2 separate regions of the Homo sapiens genome follow, and region 2 is linked to region 1. A link is an interaction called in ENCODE POLR2A ChIA-PET data of the cell type or tissue named here. Cell type or tissue: K562. All regions are shown on one strand. Region 1 has its middle 7.3 kb from the start of SERPINH1. Region 2 holds the start of SNORD15B (small nucleolar RNA, C/D box 15B).

Region 1 (4,000 bases):
TCCTTCTGGCTGGGCTACAGTCCCAGAGCTCCTCTGCTTCCTCCCCTCCGTCCCATTCCTGAGCACCTGGTGTGAGTCCCATTGTTTAAGGGAGTAGATTTGGTTTGCTTCTGTGTTCCAGAAGAGGGCCTGGCTCGGAACAGTTGCTCAGGAAAAGTGGGTTTTGAGAGAAAATGAGTGGTCTGCCAGTGCTTGGAATTTTATGTCAACACGATGTCTTTGGGTCAAGCCCTTCTGTCTCCAGAAGTTCCTTGGTAAAACCTCTATGGGGTAATCCTTGGGCAAGACTCTATCTCTGAAAATGCCCAGTGGTGGCAGAGCCAGCTCTGTGGGCACTAGACCTCCTCATCCCCCGCCCCACCACCCATGGGCACCATGGCAGAGCCAGCCTCACCTTAGGTGGCAGGGCAGAAACCTGGCATGGGTGTGGGGCTGGGCCAGTCCTGTGGACCTGTGATGCTGGCCTGTTGTTGACCCGCTTGCTCCTGCACAAACCGTGCCAAGCTCCATCTTCAGGCCAAGCCCTGTAGTTCCTCACCTCAGGGACTCACAGCCTTGCTCCAATAACCTGGGTCCCTGCCTTGTTCGGGGGACCAGACTTGGTGTCTAGATTTGTGTCCGGGACAGAACCTTTCTAGTACTCAGCACCACCATCGTTAGTCTTCTAGGTACCCTGTGTCAGGGAGCTGGAGGAAGATGCCTATGAATTCCTGAGCCTCAGCATATGCTCTGATCAGTCCTTTACCCCAACTATGTCCCAGGACTCCCTCAAGCCTGGCCAGTGTTTATCCAGCTCTCCCTTCTTCATTGTTCTAACAATTTAAAGCCTCTGCCTGGGGCCTGGGCAGGGTTAACAAAGTAATCAACTTTAGGCAGTGCCCAAAATGTGAGTGGCTCCCAGAGTCCTTGGCGACACTGACGCCAGCACAAACCTTCTGACACCCTTGCAGGTATGGCCCAGTGGCTGCTGTGGACAGAATCCCAGGCCCCAAGCAAGGAGAGCTAGCTTCAAACCCAGCTCTATAATCTCTGCTTGTTTGGGGCTCAGTTTCATCATCTGCAAAATGGGGAGAAAATGCCTACCTCATAGCAGGGTGATGGGAATTAATGGAAAATGCAGGAGCTCCTGGCACACCACAGGCACTGGGAAATGCTAGCTCCCTTTCTCCTGTGCTTGCTTTTGGTGTGAAGACCAGTCAGCTGTGCTCCCTGGGGACTCCCTTCCCGCTCCAGCTCCCAGCCTCTGAGTTCTTTTTCACAACTCTCTGTGCCAACTCAAGAGATGGGGAAACTGAGGCTCAGAGGGATCAGGGACTTGCTGAAAGTCAGGTGTAGAGTCAGAGGCTGAGCACAGGCTGGAATCTAGGAGCTGGGGCTCGGCCAGAGGTCTGGGCTTGGCAGGTGGCCAGCTCCTCCCCTCCCGTGTTTCCCCATCTGGCCCTGGGAATGCTGAGCCTGTGAAGCACAGCTGTATATATAGCATCAGCTATGGGCTCCTCCCCCATCACACACACATGGGCACACAGACACACACAGACCCAGCCAACAGCGCTGGGTGCTTCCATGAAAGGCGTGTTTCCCTCCTGAGTCAGAGCAGACCCCGAACAGACAGCCTTTGGGCCTGGCTGGGCTGCAGTCCCAGAGCTCTAGGCGGCCCTGAGAGCCAGCCCCCTCCCTGCTGGAACCTCTGGGCAGCAGCCAGCACAGCTGCATCCCCTCAGCAAGGCCTGCAACGATAGGCCCACGTTGCATCAGCTCGGCCTGTCTCTGGGCCTGCTCCGGCCCCAACAGCCAATGGGGCCCGGCCGAGTGTACAGACCCCAGCACTGGTCCAGCCCACCCCACCACCATCACCGTGCGGCCGCCTGGTCCTCCTTCGCTCTGGGCTAGGAGGAGGGCACCGCTGCTCCATCGCCTGTGGCATGGCCCTCTCTCTGTGCCCCTGCCCCCACCAGTGGCTCTGCCAGCTCAGCCTTGGTTTCCCTTCCGGGAGGTAGCAGGGTCACCCCTTGGCCTGGCGTGGGCCCATTTCTCCACAGCCTCTGTTCTCCTCAGGCTCTGTGCTTGCTCTGATCCGCATCTTTCACCTGTGGCATCTTTCAGTTACTCTCCTATAACCATGATTCACAAATTGTCATCTTTGGACAGGCCTTCTCTCCTGACAGAATTACGGACATTACAGCCTCCTGATGTCTCCAGTCTATGGAGCCCACCAGCTTCCCCCAGAGCTCACTGCCTTCCCCCAGAGTCTCCATTGCAGGAAAGGGACCATTTGCCACTTGTTCACCAGGCCAGACACCAGAGAGTCCTCCTTCCCCCTTCTCCCAGGCCCTCCGTGCCCAACCCACCGCCACTGGGCCCTCTCCAGCCCGAGGCCCCTGCCTGGTCTGGGCACCAGCATCTCTCTCCAGGTTACCGAGCCATTCTCTCCTCTGGCCTCCCTCTCTCGCTCTCCATGCAGCAGGCAGAGAATGCAAAAACGCAGGGTGACCTGTCACCAACTTCCACAGCTTTAGTCACACGTACCCCCCTCCCATGGTGGCCTCTGTGGGGTCTCGTGCCTACCCTCCCCTGGCTGCGTCCCATGAAATCTTGCCAGGATTTGGCTCTTTAGCCTGAGGCCTAAAGCCAGCAGGTCTGGGCTGGTGGGAAATGCCAGACCTGGCCAGAGGAGCCACAGCCCCAGCCTCCCACCTTCCCCAGGGTTGCAGCGCAGTATCTCTGAGCCCCAGGCTCAGCACCACCACTTCCCCAGCCACCCTCGGACAAGCCCCCTTCAGGCTGGAGCTTGATACCCTTCTGGGTGTTTCTTTTCTATTCACTTGGTTGATTTTTTTTTTTTTTTGGCTGACTATAAAAGTAATATATGCTATTGAAAACAATTCAGAAAAGCAGAGAAAAGAAAATAAAGATATATATATTCTATCTCCAAAGATAAACACTATTAAACGATGTAAGAGTATTTCTTTCTAGCCTTTCTCTATGAATATTTTATATACCTATGTATTTTGTATTAATACATATACTATACATTCATTCAATAAAAAACCCATGCTGGGCGCAGTGGCTCACACCTGTCATCCCAGCAGTTTGGGAGGCCAAGGCGGGAGGATCGCTTGAGCCTTTGGAGTCCAAGACCAGCCTGGGCAACATGGGGAGACCCTGTCTCTACAAAATTAAAACATTAGCCACGGTTGGTGGCGTACACCTGTGGTCCCAGCTACTTGGGAGGATGGCTTGAGCCCATGACATCTAGGCTGCAGTGAGCCATGTTTGCACCACTGCACTCCAGCCTGGGCGACAGAGTGAGATTCTGTTTCTAAATAAATAAAAAATAAATAACCCCAAATCTTTTAATAGCAGAAACTTTTAAAAAATTAAGTGAAAATCACCCCAAAACCAGCATTAACTTTTTGGTGAAATGTGAACATTCTTCCAGATATCTGCAGCTCTCCCGTGGAATTTTCATCAACAGGCTGTTTCATAAACGGCTTTATTTTTTATCCAACAATCCACCAAGCGATCTTTCTGTGCCTGGGGATTACAACAAGCTTTCCCCTTTTTGACATCTGCAAATACTTCATCCCTTATTGACCTTCTCTCCAATTTTTTGTTATTACAGACAAGGCTCTGAAGAACATCCTTCTGCATATATCTATGCTCATATTTTTAAACATCATTTCCTTAAGTGAAATTTCTAAAAATTGATTTTTTTCCAAAAGAACATGAATAATTTCAAATTGTGAAAATGTGTAAATAGGTAATGTACGCTCTGCACGCTGCTCTTCCACTCTAACACCAAATTCAGTATCAGGACATAAGAACTTCCTGGCTTTTTGTTTTTTTCCAGCTTCATGGTATTCTCAACCCCTATGGCTGGACAATTAGGTTGTTTCTGATTTTTGCTATTATAAATAGTGTTGCAGGGAATTATTCAATAACATATTTTTATTTAAAAGTGCCAACCACCTTCTAGAAAGCGTGTGCCAATTTTTCCTCC
Region 2 (4,000 bases), 150 kb before region 1:
CAGATTTGGTTTTCCACAGACATCTTAAGTATTTGGGGGAGTTTATCATGGAAGTAGCTGGGCATGTTCATATTCCTTGGTGTATCGATTGCCACGTTGATCTGTAAGAATCGATTTGCTGAGATCTGTCAGATCCAAGAGTTGGTTTGTCCTTGTTTTAGCCATCTGTGTACCCTTCAGTGATGACACGATGACGAGTCAGAAAGGTCACGTCCTGCTCTTGGTCCTTGTCAGTGCCATGTTCTGTGGTGCTGTGCACGAGTTCCTTTGGCAGAAGTGTCCTATTTATTGATCGATTTAGAGGCATTTGTCTGAGAAGGGTCCAGACCCAGGGGTGCTTGAGTAAACTGCTTGCTCTCTTTGGTCTTGTGTGATGGGGGCCTTTGAGACCCCAGCTGTGTGCTAACAACTGTGGTGTCCTCTAGGTGTGCTGGGCATCAAGGTGAAGATCATGCTGCCCTGGGACCCAACTGGTAAGATTGGCCCTAAGAAGCCCCTGCCTGACCACGTGAGCATTGTGGAACCCAAAGATGAGATACTGCCCACCACCCCCATCTCAGAACAGAAGGGTGGGAAGCCAGAGCCGCCTGCCATGCCCCAGCCAGTCCCCACAGCATAACAGGTATGTCTGCAAGGGCAGGGGCCTCTTGGGGCATAATAGGGTCCTTCCGAGTCTTTCTGTTAATACTTGTATCCCACATTCTGGTAAGCGTTTGGTGAATAAAAATTTCATTTATTTGCTTTATGTGGGAGAATACAAGTTGAAACCTGGGGTCTATTTAACCCTTGGTTCCAATGGGACAGGTGTTGCCTTTATTCTTTCCAGAAAGAAGTTCCTGCTTTTACTCGTGTATATGAAATAGTTTTCCCTTATCCTCCCTTATTTGCTCAAAATTTTTGGCTCAGTGCAACCTCTGCCTCCCATGTTCAAGCAATTCTCCTGTCTCAGCCTCCCGAGTAGCTGGGATTATAGGCACCTGCCACCAAGCCCAGCTAATTTTTGTGTTTTTAGTAGAGACGGGGTTTCACCTTGTTGGCCAGGCTGGTCTCAGACTCCTGACCTCAGGTGAGCCACTGTGCTTGGCTGCTCAAGATTTTCTAGGCACTTTTGCTATTCTGTCCTTTAGCAGCCCCTGTAAAACACTAACAAGCCTCCTGTGGTCAACACTTGGGGTTTTTTTGTTTATAGGTGTTGTCTCTCCAGGTGCCTTGTATTTTTTTTTTTTATATGAAAAAGGACAAACCCTTATGTATGCATTTTATTAATGTTGCTGCAAACCCTAAGTGGGAGTGTGTATCCATTTGGTAAATCAGGAACTTAATAACTCTGGTAAAGTTTCTTACTTTTGTGCTTTATTTGGTTTCAGGGTCTCCTTGGCAGCTGTATTCTGGAGTCTGGATGTTGCTCTCTAAAGACCTTTAATAAAATTTTGTACAAAGACACAAGGTCTGACTAGACTGTTCAGTATTCAGACTGAGGGGCATGTTGGCCTCTGGAGCATTACATATCTTCTTGGTTTTAACCATACTTGTGGTATTTGCAAGGGCCAGAACAGTAAGACCCAAGCAGAGCCAACCAGAGAAATAATATTTGTGTGATAGAGAAGGCTGATAGCAAGCAAGGCAGCACCTTGATTCGTTGTCCTGTAGTTCAGGATTGTAGGTTTAGAAGAGGGATATGTTTGAGTTTTTCCTATGCATAAGGCGATCCACGTTGCACATAGAAAGTGAATATAAATGGCCATTATATTTTGTGTCATGCTGTGCTCTAAGTGTTCTTTACATATGTACTCGTTAATCAACCTCTCTAAAGTGTAAAGGAAATTTGCTTGCACCACTGAAGGCACATAAGGCTCAGAAGTAAATTTGCCTAAGCAGTATAAAGCTATCATTAGAATCCACATTCCTAAGTTGTGTTCTCTTAGGGGATCATGGAACCAGTCATTGGTACTACAGGCTATTATGTTCTGGAGAACTGTGAAGAACATTTAAATTGTCTCTGATTTTATCTATCAATGTTTTGAAGTATTTTCTACCAGTGTCTGTACTTCACAAGAAATTCGGCACTATTTTTTCAGGCAAAACTAGTGAGGGACAGGTTGGCTTGAAAATCATGAGACTGTTGTTAAATCAGATGCTGGTTGATCACAGAGGGGACTTCCAGGGAAAGCTGTTATCAGGTGGCTGCTTCCTGGTGATGCAGCCTGGCTGATGAGATAACCCTGGCTCCACAGATGGCTTAGCAGGTGCTGTGATGATTTGGTTTTCTTCTCAATTAGACTGAGCTGCACATGGTGTTTATATTGCTTGGCACATGGTAAGGGCTTAATATTTGAGGTAATTATGTAGGGCGTACACTGACAAGTATCTGACCCCCCCTTCCTTTTTGACTCATAAATTGGTCATCTTAACCATTTAAGTGTACACTTCTATAGTGACAGAGTTAGCCCTCTGTCCAAGGGATTTGCATCTGTGGATTCAACCAACTTTGGGTCAAAAATAATCAAAAAGGATGGTTGTGTGTGTATTGAACATGTAGACTTATTTTTCTTATTTTCAAAATACTATATTTTCTTGTCACTTATTTTCTTGTACACTGCAGTTGTAACAGCTATGTAGCATGTACATTAGGTATTAAAAGTAATCCAGTGAAGATTGAAAGTCTAAGGATGTGCCTAGGTTATCTTAGGTATAAATACTCTACCATTTTGTATAAGGAGTTTAAGCATCTGGGGATTTTGGTATTTGAAGGGGGTCATGGAACCAATCATTGGTACTGCAGGAAGACTGCTCTATATTCTCATTGTGCATCAATCTCCAGAACTTCATCTTGCAGATGTGCTGCCCCTCCCTCACCTTTTTGAAAGAGCCTTTGATGATTATATGGATTCCTGTCTTTTTTATTTTTTGAGGTGGAGTTTTGCTCTTGTGTGCCAGGCTGGAATGCAGTGGTGCTATATCGGCTTACTGCAACCTCCGCCTCCTGGGTTCAAGCCATTCTCCAGCCTCAGCCTCCCGCTAGCTGGGATTACAGGCACCCGCCACCATGCCCAGCTAATTTTTGTATTTTTAGTAGAGACCGGGTTTCCCCATGTTGGCCAGGCTGGTCTCAAACTCTTGACTTCAAGTGATCCCCCCACCTCGGCCTTCCAGAGTGCTGGAATTACAGGCGTGAGCCACCGCACCCAGCCAGTTGAACTTACTTGAACATCCGCAAATTATTTTTTATTATTTTTATTTTTTGAGACGGAGTCTCGCTCTGTCACCCAGGCTGGAGTGCAGTGGCGCGATCTCTGCTCACTGCAAGCCCCGCCTCCCTGGTTCACACCATCCTACCTCAGCCTCCCGAGTAGCTGGGACTACAGGCGCCCGCCACCAAGTCTGGCTATTTTTTTTTGTATTTTTAGTAGAGACGGGGTTTCACCGTGTTAGCCAGGATGGTCTCGATCTGACCTCGTGATCCGCCTGCCTCGGCCCCTCAAAGTGCTGGGATTACAGGCGTGAGCCACCGTGCCTGGCCAAACATCTGCAGATTAAGTGCTGGGAATAGGTTAAGACTGTACTGTGCCGTATATTAGATTAGGTGATCTTTTAAATTCCTCATGAGTTTTCTCCAGTCCACTTGGAAGTTCAGCCGGTGGGAGAAGTTAGTGCTGTTAATTCCCACTAGGTGTTGCTGTAACAAAGGAAATGTGCAACAAGAGTAATAGCTTAAGGAGAAAGAAAGAAACTTAATGAATTGTGACAGAAAAGTATGCAGATTATTAGCGTAATAGATTACTGAATTATTGGAAGAAAGTGCTGTTAATTACCACTAGGTGGTGCTGTGACAAAGGCAATGTGCAGTAAGAGTAACAGCTTAGGGAGGAAGAAATAAACTTAATTGTGACAGAAAAATGAAGATTATTAGTGTATAGATTATTGAATTATCAAAGTGAACACCCCTGTGTAACCATTTAAAAATGCCAAAATATGTCCAGCTGTGGTGGCTCACACCTGG

Evidence for each region. ChIA-PET counts read pairs that join two places held together with the same protein. Peaks named below come from ENCODE experiments on the same cell type or tissue, not always from the same donor. Only the 100,000 strongest peaks of a DNase experiment are listed, where the experiment ranks them.
Region 2: POLR2A ChIA-PET joins it to region 1 with 5 read pairs; 13 of 35 experiments call an interaction of 5 or more read pairs at or near these places.

The regions. Positions count from the first base shown.
Region 1 is chr11:75,552,925-75,556,924 of GRCh38, forward strand. No RefSeq gene overlaps it. Among named protein-coding and RNA genes, the nearest start is that of SERPINH1, 7.3 kb to the right of the region's middle. RefSeq lists enhancers at 97-2,783, 764-1,511, 1,568-1,617. In K562, no CTCF peak of the experiment used is centred here; a DNase peak (open chromatin) is centred at 1,747.
Region 2 is chr11:75,404,247-75,408,246 of GRCh38, forward strand. RPS3 (ribosomal protein S3) reads left to right here. Exons shown (of 7, transcript NM_001005.5): 6 at 426-622; 7 at 1,368-2,661. The coding sequence ends at 619. It overlaps SNORD15B (small nucleolar RNA, C/D box 15B), which reads left to right and starts at 175; the gene lies at 175-320. RefSeq lists silencers at 2,059-2,353, 2,079-2,373 and an enhancer at 3,245-3,744. In K562, a CTCF peak has its summit at 3,818 (motif pointing right); a DNase peak (open chromatin) is centred at 2,185.